Regions from separate parts of the Homo sapiens genome. Here region 1 is linked to region 2. A link is an interaction called in ENCODE POLR2A ChIA-PET data of the cell type or tissue named here. Cell type or tissue: Panc1. All regions are shown on one strand. Each heading gives the region's core, and the rest is flanking DNA. Links, peaks and the distances in the headings are about the cores only.

Evidence for each region. Peaks named below come from ENCODE experiments on the same cell type or tissue, not always from the same donor. Only the 100,000 strongest peaks of a DNase experiment are listed, where the experiment ranks them.
Region 1: POLR2A ChIA-PET joins it to region 2 with 13 read pairs; 17 of 35 experiments call an interaction of 5 or more read pairs at or near these places.

Annotation. Positions count from the first base shown.
Region 1 is chr3:122,667,494-122,670,406 of GRCh38, forward strand. No RefSeq gene overlaps it. Among named protein-coding and RNA genes, the nearest start is that of PARP14, 12 kb to the right of the region's middle. RefSeq lists enhancers at 1,161-2,360, 1,786-1,835. In Panc1, for the core only: no CTCF peak of the experiment used is centred there; no DNase peak of the experiment used is centred there; H3K27ac peaks cover 607 bases.
Region 2 is chr3:122,555,516-122,558,428 of GRCh38, forward strand. PARP9 (poly(ADP-ribose) polymerase family member 9) reads right to left here. Exons shown (of 11, transcript NM_001146105.2): 4 at 1-606. All of the region lies in intron 4 of LOC105374071 (a long non-coding RNA gene), which reads left to right. Among named protein-coding and RNA genes, the nearest start is that of PARP9, 7.3 kb to the right of the region's middle. In Panc1, for the core only: no CTCF peak of the experiment used is centred there; no DNase peak of the experiment used is centred there.

The DNA.
Region 1 (2,913 bases), core at 294-2,793, 110 kb after region 2:
TCATCCTTTTTTATGGCTGCATAGTACTCCATGGTATATATGTGCCACATTTTCTTAATCCAGTCTATCATTGATGGACATTTGGGTTGGTTCCAAGTTTTTGCTATTGTGAATAGTGCCACAATAAACACACATGTGCATGTGTCTTTATAGTAGCATGATTTATAATCCTTTGGGTATATACACAGTAATGGGATCGCTGGGTCAAATGGTATTTCTAGTTCTAGATCCTTGAGGAATCGCCACACTGTCTTCCACAATGGTTGAACTAATTTACACTCCCACCAGAAGTGTAAAAGCTTTCCTATTTCTCCACATCCTCTCCAGCAACTGTTGTTTCTTGCCTTTTTAATGATTGCCATTCTAACTGGTGTGAGATGGTATCTCATTGTGGTTTTGATTTGTGTTTCTCTGATGACCAGTGATGATGAGCATTTTTTCAATTGTCTGTTGGCTGCATAAATGTCTTCTTTTGAGAAGTGTCTGTTCATATCTTTGGCCACTTTTTGATGGGGTTGTTTGTGTTTTTCTTGTAAATTTGTTTGAGTTCTTTGTAGATTCTTGTTACTAGCCCTGTGTCAGATGGGTAGATTACAAAAATTTTCTCCCATTCTGTAGGTTGCCTGCTCATTCTGATAGTGGTTCTTTTGCTGTGCAGAAGTTCTTTAGTTTAATTAGATCCCATTTGTCTATTTTGGCTTTTGTTGCCATTGCTTTTGGTGTTTTAGACATGAAGTCCTTGCCCATGCCTATGTCCTGAATGGTATTGCCTAGGTTTTCTTCTAGGGTTTTTATGGTTTTAGGTCTAACATTTAAGTCTTTAATCCATCTTGAATTAACTTTTGTATAAGGTGTAAGGAAGGGATCCAGTTTTAACTTTCTACATACGGCACCCGCCTGTATGTGGTGTCAGTCAGCCCATACTGGGAGGTGTCTCCCAGTTAGGCTACACGAGGGTCAGGGACCCACTTGAAGAGGCAGTCTGTCCGTTCTCAGAGCTCAAACAACCTGCTTGGAAAAGCACTGCTCTCTTCAGAGCTGTCAGACAGGGACGTTTAAGTCTGCAAAAGTTTCTGCTGCCTTTTGTTCAGCTATGCCCTGCCCGGAGGTGGGGTCTACGGAGGCAGCAGGCCTTGCAGAGCTGTGGTGGGCTCTGCCCAGTTTGAGCTTCCTGGCCATTTTGTTTACCTACTCAAGCCTCAGCAATGATGGACGTCCCTCCCCCTGCTAGGCTGCTGCCTCGCAGGTTGATCTCAGTCTCTGCACTAGCAGTGAGCAAGGCTCTGTGGGCATGGGACCTGTCGAGCCAGGTGCGGGATATACTCTCCTGGTGTTCCATTTGCTAACACCGTTGGAAATGCACAGTATTTGGGTGCCAGCATCCTGATTATCTAGGTACAGTCTGTCATGGCTTCCCTTGCCTATGAAAGGGACATCCCCCAACCCCTTGTGCTTCCCTGGTGAGGTGATGCCCCACCCTGCTTTGGCTCGCCCTCCGTGGGCTGCACCCACTGTCCAACCAGTCCCAGTGAGATGAACTACGTACCTCAGCTGGAAATGCAGAAATCACCATCTTCTGTGTTTATCACGCTGGATGCTGCAGACTGTAGCTGTTCCTATTCAGCCATCTCGGAACAGAGAGGCAAATGTCTGCAAATTCTTAAACACCCCTCCAGTGAGGATGTGGAATCTGTTTCTCTTCTACCTGACTATGAACTTGACTTAGTGACTCACTTCATTTTTTAGAGATGGGGTCTCTCTCTCGAGTGCAGTGGTGCCATCATAGCTCACTGCAGCCTTGAACTCCTGGCCTCAAGTGATCCTCCTGCCTCAGCCTGTTAAGTAGCTAGGACTACAGGTGCACACCACCATGCTCAGTTAATTTTTAAAAAATGTTTTTTGTTAGGCAGGGTCTAGCTATGTTGTTCAGGCTATGACTCACTTCTAATCAATAGAATGCTTGAGAAGTGAAACTATAACTTCTAAGGGCCAAGTCATAAAAAGTAATAGAGCTTTCGACTCTCTCTTGCTCTCTCTCAACATGCCTTAGGAGCTGAGTCACCAAGTTGAAAGTTCACCTACTCTGAAGCCACCATGCTGGAGAAACCATGTGGTGAGCCCACATATTGATAGAGATACCAGAGGAGCTCCAGAGGGTCCAGCCCCCAGTTTTTTGAGTTATCCTAGGCTGGGTACCAGATGTGTGAGTAAGTAGGCTTCGAGATGCCTCCAGCCTCAGCCACAGTCTGATTACAATTTTCTCAATTCTTGAGAAAGAATTGTCTAGTTTAGCCCAGTCTACCCCCAGAATCTTGAGGGATAATACCACTAAATTTGGGGGAGGATTGTTAAGCAGGAAAAGATAACTGGAATAATGTTCTCACCTCCTGCTGTATATGAAAAAAATTGTTTTAAGTTAGCTACATTGCCTACTATAAAAAGGGAGTCATTTATACTGAAATTTCTTTCATATTCATGCCTTTAAATGACTAAGAGATTATGGGATTTAGGGAAGAAGTTGATACGTAGGATAGGGATTTAATTTATTTTAATTCAGGCTTATGACCGATTTTTAGAAACAGAAAAGATCTTCCAAATCTCTTCCTCAGAGCAAATTTTTTTTGTATGTAAGGGCTTTGAGATATCTACTACTTGATTGTACGTGGAATAGCTCATAAGATTGCACTTTTTGGCGGATGATAGATGCAACGTCCAAATACTCTGAATTTGAGGCTGCAAGGAGGAAGGACGCTACTGCTTTCTTCAAGGTGTTCATGGTTAGGCTGTGGAAAACACATGGATTGAGCAGATGGCACTTATTCCCAGCCACTGACCAGCCTTCCGTTCAGTGGCATTAAAAGATGCTTTAAAATGTCAGCCTTTCCCAGGGAATGTTTATTCCGTTTATGTTTA
Region 2 (2,913 bases), core at 213-2,712:
TCTTTGTACACAAATTCAGAGGGAACTGAAAAATCCCAGAGCTCAAGGCTGGAATTGCTACTGTCTTAATGTGAGTATTTTTATAGATGACATAATTCAGAATACTTACAATGGCCCTCTGCAGCTTTCCAGTACATCCCTGTTTATCCCATTCCATCCACCGAGGCCCAACAGCATGGATGATCTGTTTGCAGGGAAGCCTCCCTGCTCCCGTGACAGCTATCTCACCAGCTGACACTTTACCATATCTGGCAACAAACTGTTTGCTCTCTTCTTGGATTTCAAATCCACCAGCTTTTACCAGGGCCAGGGCCAGGCCTCCCCCATGCAGAAGATCTTCATTGGCTGCATTCACCACAGCATCAACAGCATGTGTGGTGAGGTCATCTTTCCAGACTGATAACTCTATCCTAGGAGTCAGCATTTTTCTGAACACTTGCAGAGATTTGCTGTTGCCTTCCTGAACTGGAGAGACCAGGGTAGAGATACAGCCAAACTTATTCTGGAGGACTTCACACAGCTGACGCTCATTATTTTTTAAAATTTTGAAGTCATTGTGGTTAATGGGAATTTGCCAACTATAGTTTTCTCCAAGAGCACCAGTCTCTGGAAAAGAAGAGAAGATTAAAAAAAAAAAAAAAAAAAAAAAAAAAAAAAAGCACAGTTTGAAAGGTTGTAATCCCACTTCATACCAGGAGACTGTGTTTCCTATGTGCAAAAGAGAGATGAACTTCATGTAGTGCTCTTCATGATTCTTCTTCTCAACTACACATATAATTAGACCACGGACATCTAAGAGTTTTCAGTGGTAGGTCACCCATAAAGTGCATAGTCTTGTGCCTGGCATATATTAAGTACTCCATAAGTGGTAGTTACTATGATGCAGTGATGATGGTAGGAAAACCATGTATATGGGGGCTTGTGAATTTTTAAAAATATATATAAAAGTGGCGAGCTTAGAAAGACCAATGCTTAGGGCACAGGTATTGGAAGGGACTTAATTATGAGCCAAAATAGGCGGAGGTTTTATAACTTTTTTGCCTTTGTCAGCATCTAAGTTTATGTTTTCTTAAGAGTAGACCCTGAGACAAAGATGTGAATGTAAGTAGTTTATTTGGGAGGTGATCCTAGGAAATACTAGGGCCTTGGGGTGGGGAGGGCAGGCTGGGAAAGTAAGACAAATGAACAAAGCACGTGTAACTAGGCAGATGGAACTTAACTCTACTGGGAAACAGTGTAGATCTTGTGCCTCAGGGTTATACCACTGGAGGGGTAGTAACCACAGGAGCTGGAGTATTTATCCAACTTCTTTTTCTTTTGAGACAGGGTCTCACTGTGTTGCTCAGGCTGCAGTGTAGTGATGCAGTCTTGGCTCACTGCAACTTCTGCCTCCTATGCTCAAGCCATCCTCCCACCTCAGCCTCCTGAGTAGCCAGGGCTACAGGCTCACAGCACTACACCCACACCATCGTGTCCAGCTAATTTCCGTATTTTTTTCTGTAGAGATGGGGTTTCACCATATTGCCTAGGCTGGTCTCAAACTCCTGATTTCAAGCAATCTGCCCACCTGGGCCGATTGAAATAAGGTAGTATACCTGTTATCAATTGATGGTAAGCCCCAGTTTAGCTGGCATTTTTTCCCCTTTCTCAGAGGCATTTCCCAGAGTGCTCCAAAAGATTCAAGCAATCTGCCCACCTGGGTGGCTTCAAAAAGGCCACCATGCCTGGCCTACCCAACTTCTATTGGTCATTGATTGAGGCAGTTCCCTGGTGAGGAGGAGTAGGGGAGACATTGGACCAGCCAATGAGCACTGATACTGTCTGCTTCAGTTCAGTAAATAATTCTTTATGATATTCTAGTCTGGCACAATTTTGGTGAAATTAAAACTAATTGACTAAAAATTATTTACCGTATGTGGCAGACAAGAAGATGTGCTACTCAGATCTCCCTGCGATTGGCTATGAAGTGGGAAATACAGTTAGCTGACAGCCTCCAGCTGTTAGCCCCTCAGGGTTCATCTCAGCTTTCAGCCAAGGTCATGCTATTCTCAGGGCAGCCTCCATCAGTAGCTGAGCAAGGCCATTCATGCCCAACGTGGGACACCTCTAACAGTCAATCTCAGGCTTGCAGAGACTGTCGGGTTTTTATTACAGTCTGATGGCTAGTCTGCCCAGTCCGGCTTCCTCTCTTTACCTTTCACAGTGAATTTTTTGCACTCCTAATTCCATCTCAAATTCTGCTTCCTGGAGGACCCAGCTTGGGACACTGTATTTCATGGTGTCTAAGATATTGTTGTTACAATGCCTCTGAGAAAGGGAAAAAAATGCCAACTAAACTGGGGCATACCATCAATTGATAACAGGTACACTACCTTATTTCAGTATTGTTAAAATGTGAAAAAAAAATGTGCATCCTAAAATAGATAAAATGTGATCATTACTTTTATTTTGCTTCAACTCCCATTTCTAATCTGAGTCTCCTAGAAAGACCTCTTGTGGCCTCAATTACCCAAACGAAGCCGGAATTGGGTAGTCAGGCCCTATTGGCCTGAGCTTTGGTTGAAAATCTTTAATGGGGGACCCCTGGAATTAGGCCAGAACTATTTAGCTTGTATAGTACTCGTTGAGCAAGGAGACAATCAGTTGGCCACCCCATCTGGTCAATTCAGCCATAGGCTGTCGTTAAAAGAGTCTCACATTTACGGGCAAAGGAGAGGAATGGTGTAGGCCTTGAGAGAATATGCCTGCTGGTCGGTGCCACACCAACTCTGAAGCATGTGCGGGGGTCCCCACAAGGGTCTGCAGTCACGCACCTGAGCACTTGTAGGGGAGACATTCTTCTGTATTCCCCTTTCTCCACTGAGGAAAGATCTGAGCAAAGACTTTCTGAAACAAGAGTGAGAGCGAGGTAAT